Linked DNA regions of Homo sapiens: region 2 is linked to region 1. A link is an interaction called in ENCODE POLR2A ChIA-PET data of the cell type or tissue named here. Cell type or tissue: Caco-2. All regions are shown on one strand. Each heading gives the region's core, and the rest is flanking DNA. Links, peaks and the distances in the headings are about the cores only. Region 1 overlaps RIMS1 (regulating synaptic membrane exocytosis 1). Region 2 has its middle 7.2 kb from the start of CD109-AS1.

The links. Peaks named below come from ENCODE experiments on the same cell type or tissue, not always from the same donor. Only the 100,000 strongest peaks of a DNase experiment are listed, where the experiment ranks them.
Region 2: POLR2A ChIA-PET joins it to region 1 with 11 read pairs; 2 of 35 experiments call an interaction of 5 or more read pairs at or near these places.

The regions. Positions count from the first base shown.
Region 1 is chr6:72,180,563-72,185,945 of GRCh38, forward strand. It overlaps RIMS1 (regulating synaptic membrane exocytosis 1), which reads left to right. Exons shown (of 34, transcript NM_014989.7): 6 at 1,722-2,587. Among named protein-coding and RNA genes, the nearest start is that of RIMS1, 300 kb to the left of the region's middle. RefSeq lists an enhancer at 2,498-2,637. In Caco-2, for the core only: no CTCF peak of the experiment used is centred there; a DNase peak (open chromatin) is centred at 2,459; H3K4me3 peaks cover 895 bases.
Region 2 is chr6:73,686,230-73,691,612 of GRCh38, forward strand. It overlaps a transcript of CD109 not described here. Among named protein-coding and RNA genes, the nearest start is that of CD109-AS1, 7.2 kb to the right of the region's middle. In Caco-2, for the core only: no CTCF peak of the experiment used is centred there; no DNase peak of the experiment used is centred there.

The DNA of each region.
Region 1 (5,383 bases), core at 184-5,183:
TGAATATTTAAACAGGGACGAATATGATCAGATTATTTACTTTGATTGATTCATTCAAAAATGTATTCATGGGCAAACATGAAGCTATGCACTGGGAAAAAGTGTTGACAAAGAAGACAGAGCCCTTATCTTCATGAGGCTCATGATTTTGGGGCCAGGACTTTTGTTAGCACCTAGACTGGGCTTATTGTTTTTGTATGTGTAACCATTACTTGGAGAAAGGAGGCTCCAAGGAAAGCTTTTGAACCCCTTTTCAAGCAAAGCCCATACAGTAAAAGATCAAGGACTTCAAAGTTAAATAGGTCTGGATTCTAGTCCTGGCTCTGCCACAATAGGCAGTAAAAACTCACTTGCAGGGTTGTGGCAGGTATTAAAAGAGAACATGTGTTCCCAAGCTGGCACATAGTAGGCTTTCAGTGAATGTAGCTATTATTCAAGCCAGTAGTCATTGTGTATTTACTACAGATAAACACTGTGCCAGGAACCAGAGGGCATAAAGATGATTAGAACATACATGGTCCCTTTTCTGACAAATCCTAGGGAAGAGACCACACACTATTCTAGGGAAGACAGACACCTAGGTAATTAACAAGGATGCTAATTTGATCAAAGCTAGGCAATATGTATAGTATTTTGAGAGCCCTAGGAAAGAGGAAGTGACTTCTCAATTAAGCTTTGTAAGATACTCAGGAGTTGTAGGGGAGCTACACAGCGTATAAGAGGGCAGTACAAGAGAATGAGTGTTACTAAGCTATTTGGAGAAAGGATAGAAAGGACACCAGAGATATCTCAGGGAACGTAGAATTAATAGCATTTGGTGACAAATTGTTGTGGGAGAAGAAGAGACAAAAATACTGAAGCTGCAGTTTGGAACTGGTTGGAAGATGATATCTTTAAATAAGATAGAGAATTTGGAGCTGTAAAGTTTCTAAAGAGAAAAGAGTTCTGTTTTTGACATATAGTGAAAAACTATAAAAATTTCAAGAACAAGGGCTGAATAGATACTTTTTGTTCTGACTTTTTAGTTAAAATTTGAAGAAGATTGATAGGGACAAATAACTTTACTAATGATATAAATTCACAGGAAAGCAATGAGGAATTGGGAAGTACAGAAGCAGGAAGAGAGGTGGCCAGTGTAAAGAGCTGGGCAACTTCAGGGAGAAGCAAGATTGAAAGAGACACTGTTTATTTGTTTTAAATTACTGAAGAATTCTTGACCGTATTTTGTACTGTCAAGGAGTTAGAAACAGAAAATTAAAGGTAGAGATGAGAAAAAGTATAATTAGTAGAGCAAAGAATCAGAGACACTGGAGAACTCCTTCCATTTGCATGACACTCTACCCTTTCATAAAACATCTTCACAGATGGTGTCTCTAATCCTCACATGAACCTTGCAAGGTAAGTATTTTTCAGCATTTCAAGAAAAGTAAATTGATTCAATGTAAACTTCTAACAAGAGCAACTATGCTTCAATGAGCTGCTAAATGTAGTACAAGCATGACACTCTTATGAAAACTATATTTGGTAATAATTAATATGTGTTCCCATTAGATCCCTTACCTTGTAAAATTCCAACACCCTTACAGTTCCACCTTCAGATCCAAATCCCTATAACTAATTATTGTAACTGAAATGATTTAAGACTGGAATGAGAAGAAAACATGTTTTTTATGTCTAGTCTTTATAAATTGCTCTCCTTGACGTTCCTTTGTATATCATAGAAAGAAGACCCCAGGGCTTTCCGAGCAGAATGGCAAAGGAGCCCTGAAGAGCGAGCGGAAACGCGTGCCAAAGACCTCAGCGCAGCCCGTGGAGGGGGCCGTCGAAGAACGGGAGCGCAAAGAAAGGCGGGAAAGCCGAAGGCTTGAGAAAGGGCGATCACAGGATTACCCAGACACGCCGGAAAAACGGGATGAGGGCAAAGCGGCGGATGAGGAAAAGCAAAGAAAAGAGGAGGATTATCAGACCAGGTACCGCAGCGACCCGAACCTAGCTCGGTACCCGGTGAAACCGCCGCCTGAGGAGCAGCAGATGCGCATGCACGCCCGGGTGTCCCGCGCCAGGCACGAGCGGCGCCACAGCGACGTGGCGCTCCCGCGCACCGAGGCGGGCGCGGCGCTGCCGGAGGGCAAGGCCGGCAAACGCGCGCCGGCGGCAGCCAGGGCCTCGCCGCCGGACTCGCCGCGGGCTTACTCGGCTGAGAGAACTGCGGAGACCAGGGCGCCGGGCGCCAAGCAGCTAACGAACCACAGCCCGCCGGCGCCCAGACATGGGCCGGTTCCCGCAGAAGCCCCGGAGCTCAAAGCCCAGGAGCCCCTCAGGAAGCAGAGCCGCCTGGACCCCAGCTCGGCGGTCCTCATGCGGAAGGCCAAGCGCGAGAAGGTGGAGACCATGCTGCGGAACGACTCTTTGAGCTCAGACCAGTCCGAGTCGGTGCGGCCGTCCCCGCCCAAGCCGCACCGGTCCAAGAGAGGCGGCAAGAAGCGGCAGATGTCGGTGAGCAGCTCTGAGGAGGAGGGCGTGTCGACGCCCGAGTACACCAGCTGCGAGGACGTGGAGCTGGAGAGCGAGAGCGTCAGCGAGAAAGGTAAGGGGGCGGCGCCGGCCGTGCGGGGACTTCAGCCAAGTGAAGAGGCGTGGGCAGAGGTGCAGGTGCTAGGCTAGTTGCTGGGTTCAGCATTGAGGCTGGGAATGCTCACAGATAAGATAGCGTTACCGCCAGTGGAAGGTCTTATTTTTATTAATTTAATTTTATTGATTGATTTGTGGGATTTTAAAACACAACAAGCTCCAAACTTAGGCTACAAAAGTTCTTGGTGATTTTGCATTCTGTCATTCTGGTAAATTTGGTATGCAGTCTAATATTTTTAAGATATTATTTTAGAGTGGATTTATTATTCTGTGAAAAACAATTTGTTTGCTAGAAAATGAAAATTATGCCTTATAAAGGAAGTAGACATTAAAAAAAAACCACATCAGTTACGTAATATTACAGTTGCAAAGGTAGTTTTTTTTTTTTTCAAACTTCAAATTAACCTTTCTCACAATTTGTGAACAGATTACAGTTTATTCTTGGACAATACGGATTTGAACTGCATGGGTCCACTTATATATGGATGTTTTTTCAATAAATATACTGGATTTTTTTTTTGAGAATTGCAGCAATTTTAAAAACTTGTGGACGAACCGGGTAGCCTGGCAATATTTTAATAAAATAAGAAAAAGTTAGGTATGTCATGAATGCATACTATATATATAGATACTAGTCTGTTTTATCATTTGCTATCATAAAATGTACATGAATCTATTATAAAAAGTTAAAAATGATAAAACCTTAAACACACACTTATAGACTACGTGGCGCCATTTGCAGTGGGAAGAAATGTAAATATGTAAACATGCGGTATTAAATCATAGCTGCATGAAATTAACTGTAGTGCATACTGTATTACTGTAATAATTTCCTTAGCCTCTTCCAGTGATTTTAGTGTTGCGAGCACCACTTTAAAATGCCCTGTGATGCTTATCATCTCCCTTTGAGCAGTTTCTTTCTCCAGTAAATTGCGTGGTATCTTGTGGTTCTCACGTATTTTTTGTGATGTTTAGTGCAATACCATTAACTTTGAATAATACCATGAGACCCATACAGAGTGTCATTAGTGACACTAGAAGTGCTCCCAAGAAGCAACGTCATGACATTACAAGAAAAAGTTGAATTGCTTGATGTGTACCGCAGATTGAGGTCTGCAGCTGCAGTTGCCCACCATTTCAAGATAAATTCAACCAGTGTAAGGACTATTGTTGAAAAAGAAATTTGTGACGCTGTTGCTGCAGCTACGTCAGCAGGAGCAAAACCCGTGCACTTTTTGTGAAAAACTTTTATCTTGCCTTAAAAATGCAGCTTTTATGTGGCTGCAGGATTGCTATAAAAATGTGTATCTATAGACTCTAATATTAGGAAAAAGCAAAGTCGTCATATAACAAAGCAGAAGGATAGTCAAGGACCTAAAGCTAGAGAATTTAATGCCGGAAAAGGATGGCTTGATCATTTAAGGAAGAGGTTTGGCTTTTAAAAAATGTCAAAAGTAGAAGCAGCTTCTGTGGACCAGCAGAGACGAGTTCTAGATGCCATTAAGAAAATTATTGAGGAGAAAGGATATGTGCCTGAACAGGTTTTTAATGCAAGGTGCTTTATTCTGGGAAAAAAAAAAAAGTGCCAAAAAGGACATTTAGTAGTAAGGAAGAGAAGCAAGCACTAGTATTTAAGGCAGGAAGGGTTAGGCTAGCTCTACTGTTTTGTGCAAATGCAGTAAGGGCTGCCTCTATGTATAAAACTATTAACCCCCTGAGTGTTGAAGGGAAAAAATAAACAATAACTGCCAGCCTTTTGGTTGTACAAGAAGGCCTAGACAAGAGTTATTTTCCTGGACTAGATACATGGATGTTTTGTCCCTGAAGTCAGGAAGAACATTGCTAGTAAGGGACTGTCTTTTAAAGTTCTTTTTATATTGAACAATGCCCCTAGCTACCCAGAACCCCATGAGTTCAACACGAAAGGTGTTGAAGTGGTCTACTTGCCTTCAAACACAAAGATTCCAGTTTGGCTTCTGGACCTTAAAGGCTCATTTGACATAGTACTGTATGGACAAGATTGTAACACTGTGGAAGAGAACCCCGATAAATAGAATATCATGAAAATCTGGAAGGATTACACCATTGAAGATGCCATCGTTGTTATAGAAAAAAAACATGAAAGCCATCAGACCCAAAACAATTCATTCCTTCTAGAGAAAATTGTATCAGATGTTGTGCATGACTTCACTGGCAAATCAAGGAAATCATGAAAGAGATTGTGGATATGATGAAAAAAAAAGGTGTGGGGTGAAAGGGTTCTAAATATAGATTCCAGAGTTAATAGACACCACACCAGAGGGATTAACAGAAGATAACTTGATGGATGAGTGCTTCTTAAGCAATGACAGACACTGAGGAAGAAGAGGTAAAAGAAGCAGTGCCAGAAAACAGATTGACATTAGACAGTCTGGTAGAGGGTTCCTGTTGTTCAGGACTCCTTTTGACTTCTTTTACCACATGGATCCTTCTATGATAGAGACAATGACACTAAAGCAAATGGTGGAAAAAGGATTGGTACCATACAGAAACCAATTTTTAGAGAAACAAAAAAGCAAAAATGTCAGACAGAAATTACTATGCATTGCCATAAAGTTACACCAGGTGTGCCTGCCTCTTCTGCTTCCTCTCCCATCTCCTCCACCTCTTTTGCCTCTGACATCCAGAGACAGCAAGGCTCTTTTTCCTTCTCCTCAATGTGAAGACGACGAGGATGAAGACCTTTAGGATGAAGACATTTTTGGTGATCCAC
Region 2 (5,383 bases), core at 156-5,155, 1.5 Mb after region 1:
GTGGATGGCTGTTCAAATTGATGTGTCTCTGAGGGGATGAGCCCTGGAAACTCCTATTCCAGCATCTTGTTGATGTCCTCTCTATTTTTCCTTGAAATTTATTTGTTGAAGGAATTGGATTATTTGTTTGATAGTGTTTTGCACAGTCTGAATTTTGCTAATACATCTGTGTGATGTTTAATACGTTCCTTCACATTTCCTTGCAAATTGGCATTTAAATCTAGAAATTTAATCAGATTCAGTTTAGAATTTTTGGCAAGACCACTTCTTAGGTGGTGCTTTGTTCTACTGGGCGGCATATAGTATCTGAATATCTCCCTTTGTGATATTAGCAGCCATTTATGATCACTGCTGAGTCTATACAATCCAATGTGGTAGCTATTAGCCACATGTGGCTACTTAAAAATATAAATTAAATTAAATTAAATTAAAAATTCAATTTCTCAGTTATATCAGTCCTCTCTCTTTCTTTCTTTTTTTGAGACAGAGTCTTTCTGTGTTGCCCAGGCTGGAATGTAGTGGCACAATCTCAGCTCACTGCAAACTCCGCCTCCCGGGTTCAAGTGATTCTTCTGCCTCAGCCTCCTGAGTAGCTGGGATTACAGGTGCCTGCTGCCATGCCCAGCTAATTTTTGTATTTTTAGTAGAGATGTGGTTTCACCATGTTGGCCAGGCTGGTGTTGAACTCCTGACCTCAAGTGATCCACCCGCCTGGGTCTCCCAAAGTGTTGGGATTATAGATGTGAGCCACTGCACCTGGCCTATCAGTCACATTTCAAATGCTAAATAAATTCATGTTGGTTATAGCTACTGTATAAGATACAGAACATTTCCATCATCACAGAAAGTTCTATTGGACAGCATTGGTCTAGATCTATTAATTCACAAAGAGTAGTGATATGGTGCTATTCTAACATTAATTTTACATTTATTAGTTGGAAAACTATAGAGAGAAATCCCTCATATCTACTATTTGGTTACCCAGTGATCAGTTCACGTAGGAAAGGCAGGATAAAGGTTAATTCTTTACCTTTAATGAGTTCATATTGCAGCATCCTCCAAAAGTGAATAACTAAAAAAAACCATGCATGATTTTAGACATTGGATACTCCTTCCTCCCTTCAGTCTTTCTTTCCTTCCTCTTTCTTTCTCTTTCTCCTCTCTCTCCTTCCTTCCTTCTTTCACATGCATGCTCTCTCTCTTCCCTTCTTCCTTTCCCCCTCCCCTTCCCTACCCTCCCCTCCCCTCTCCTTCCCTCTCCTCCCCTTCTTTCCTTCCTTCCTTGATAGGCTAATTGTCCTTCATGGAAACATTGTCTTGATGAACAGAACACAGCTTTTGGCAAATTTTGCTAACTGTCTGTGGTAGATTGAATTATTTGTCCCAATTTTCTCCCATCCATATCCTTTCCCACATAATTAAGTTTGCAGTTCCTCTAACCAAAAGGTGGAGTATTCTACCCATCCTTGACTTGGTCCTTGACCATGAAACTTGCTCTGGGCAACAGGATCTTCACAGATGTCAAGTAAACAGGGACCTAAAATGTGCTTGAGCAGTGGGGCTTGTTCTCTTGTGCTTCTACCATGACCGCAAGAAGGACGTGCTTTTCCCAGACTACTGTTCCAAGGAAAAGGAGAAACACAAAGTGGGAACTGCCTCAGCTGGCCTGCAAACTTGGGATCTGAAGCAAAAGTTTATTGTTGGTGTGATTTTGAGGTTGTTTCTTTGCTTATTAATAGATTAATAAGTTTACAAATTGTCCCATTAGGTGAGAAACTCCCAACTGGCATTGGCAGATGTCATCTCAGATTAATGTATCTTCCCCAGATAGTACTTTGCTGTTCAAAATATAGTAATTAAAATCATGCACTAGAAGAACACTAGAAACTTTGTAAGAACTCAAATTAATTGTGATTTCTTTTTGTCTGGTAGATTTTTTTTGGAAAACATACCTTTGCTTTTACTATTTATGATAATATATTAGTATTTTAATTTCTAATTGGCTGTTGTGCAATAAAAAATACACATATTGGTCTCTGCCCCCCAGTCCCTGGCACAGAGTTCTTAAAACTCTTGTAGTTTCCTGAGCAATAGGAGTGCTAGGAGAATCTTTCATTCTAATGTTTGGTTTCTGCTCTGGTTCTTGAAACAGAGTTCTTAATACTCTGTTAGATAGGGGTGCTAGGAGAATCTTTTGTTCTAATATTTGGTCTCTGCTCTGGTTCCTGACACAGAGCTCCAAAGACATTTGTAATTTCCTAAGTGTTAGCATCTGACACAGAGCTCCTAAATCCCTTGGAATTTTCTGTGCGATGAGAGAGTCTTTTGTACTAATGAGGTAACTCTTGGTAGGCTGCTGGATAGAGGCTGGTCACCAGAAAGACCAAGCTATGATTAGAAGCCTGGAACTTCTAGTGCACCCTCATCCTCTGGAGAGGGGAGAAGGGCTGGAAATGGCATTAATAATTATTTCTACTTGATGAAGCTTCCATAAAAATTCCTGGATTATAGGGTTCTGAGAGTTTTTCTTTGTTTTTTTTTTTTTTTTTTTTTTTTTTGAGACAGGGTCTCCTTCTGTCACTCAGGCTGGAGTGCAGCGGTGTAATCAAGCTCACTGCAGCCTCAATCTCCCAGACTCAAGTGATCTTCCTACCTCAGCTTCCTAAGTAGCTGGGACTACAGCCACGCACCACCACATCTGGCTAATTTTTTTGATTTTTAGTAGAGACAAGGTTTTGCTATGTTGCCCAGGCTGGTCTCGAACTCCTGAGCTCAAGCAGTACTCCTGCCTTGGCCTCCCAAAGTGCTGGGATTACAGGCATGAGCCACCAAGCCCAGCTGCTTCTGTTAATTAATTAATTAGTTTATAAATTATTCCATTGGGCGACATCTTTCAACTTCCAAACTAGAATTGGCAGAGGTCATTTATTATACCCTTTATTAATAAACTGGGAAACATAGTTTCCCTGAGTTCTGTGAGCTGCTCTAGCAAATTAACCAAACCCAAGGATGGGATTGTGGGAACCCCAATTTATAGCTGTTGGATCAGAAGCACAGGTCACAACCTGAGTTTGTGATTGGCATCTAAGGTTGGGGGCAGTCTTATGGGAAGGAACCCTCAACCTAGGGGATCTGCTGCTATTTCCAGGTAGTTTGTGTTGGGATTGAATTGACTTAGAGGATGCTCAGCTGAGTCTGCTGTAGAATCTGCCAGAGAATTGATTGCTTGGTCAGCATGGGAGAAGCTCTTCTATGCATTTTGGTGGCCAGTGTGTTATATTGAGTGTATAAAAGTGGGAAAACCACTTTGGTTCAGTTTTTCTTATATCCTTACACTACTTTATAGTCTTAATATGCTTATGACATATTTCTTGATCCAAGAAAACTGTAGACACATTTTTTTTTTTTACTTTATAAGGCTCTTAGTGTCTCAGTCAATGCTTTAATTCTTCATCCCTCTTTGACTTTGTAAGTTTTTGTCATCTGTGCTCTTTTCAAGTATTAACACCATTTACATTGTTTTGTAAACATTGTGTATTTCACATATTTCATCAAATCTAAGATACACCACTTACTTTAATACCAAGAAAGAAAATTTATTGTCAATTATTATTATGATACCATTGATTATAAGATCAGAAATGTTACAAATGTGAAAAACATATATTTTAGAAATGGTGAAACAGTGTAATTAAATCTTCTTTGTCAATTCTTTTATTCTGTTATAAATCAGTAAACCATACTTACATCAACACAACTAATTATTTTTCACTGCAAAGCCAACTAATGAATCATGATATATTCTTTTTTATTCAGTGTTTGCTTTTCCCTTGAATTTCTAAATTCCCTTCCTTTTTACTGCACTATTTTACTTTATCATAGTCTCAGTTTTCTTGTATTTCATTATGTACATCTATTCGATTAAGATCCCTTTTATTTCCCTTAAGAGCTTACTCCTGGAATTTTTCCTATTAGAAGTTCTCTCTTCATTTTTTTCTGGGGTTATATATACATTTCCCTTTTTCTTGGCTTATTTCACTTCGTTGCTAAATATGTCTTCCTAAAGTAACTTCCTAAAATGAATTTGTGAAAGGCGAAGTTTCTGAGCCATTCCATTTCTGAAAATGTTTTTATTCCTTTTGTTTGTTTTATTATGCAGGTGATAAACATTTTTTTTGTTTGTTTTTTTGAGACGGAGTTTCGCTCTTGTTGTCCAGGCTGGAGTGCAGTGGTGTGATCTCGGCTCACCGCAACCTCCGCCTCCCAGGTTCAAGAGATTCTCCTGCCTCAGCCTCCTGAGTAGCTGGGATTACAGGCATGTGCCACCACGCCTTGCTAATTTTGTATTTTTAGTAGATACGGGGTTTCTCCATGTTGGTCAGGCTGGTCTCAAACTCCTGACCTCAGGTGATCTGCCCGCCTCGGCCTCCCAAGTGCTGGGATTACAGGCGTGAGCCACCGTGCCCGGCTGCAGCTGATGAACATTTTATTTAAAAAAGGTTTGTAAAACATGAGGAAATGCTTATGATGGAATAATTAAATGGGAAAAGTAGGACACAAAGCACAAAGTTGTATTATATTTATAACATAATTACTCTTTAAAAAAGATACCAGCAAATTATGTGGAGAAAGAAAGAGAGGAAGGAAACACAACAAAATGAAATAATGCTTGTCTCTGGGTAGTGGTAAGACTGTAGCAGATTTTTTTTTCTCATCATCTTTCTACATTTTGTGTACTGAGCAGCTACTCTACCTGACCTCTCACCCCTTCTCCAGGGGAATAGATAGGGTCACCTTCATGTTTCTGCCGTGTTCCTCCCCTCTTCCCTTTCAGCCACCCACCTGCTCTCTGCTTTCCTGCTCTTCTCCCCGGCCACCAGAACCCACAGGCAATTAACACTTTCTGGACAAAGAAGGAGCCAAGGTTTTCCCCATCATTTTTCTAAAGGCAAAAGTGCATGGCTAGGGAGGGAGACTAGAAAGGCAACTAACTGCTCCCTGCCAGTCCTGGTCTCACCCCTTCCAATGTCCATCTGATTGGGGCCTGGACTCAGGTGGCCCCAGGAAAGCCTCCAGCTGGTGTTATGGACAGAGCAGACTATAAAGGGGAGGTGGGGTACCCCATACACCTGTATTTTTTACTTTCTGAAGCTTGGTTTAGAGTGCTAGGCAGTTGGGAACACTTGTCCATACTGTTACTAATGTGCCAGTTCACTTTGTGGGTTCAGGGCCACAGTCAGGCCTGTAGCTCCTTTAGTTCTCAGAGGCTCTCTTCCTTCAGTTTTTCTGAATTGTGGGCCAAATGTACATGAAGCTCTGGACAAAGGACACCAGCTTCTCCTGCAGGTTACTCATGACATGGAAGTTGGAGGTGGTAAGATGG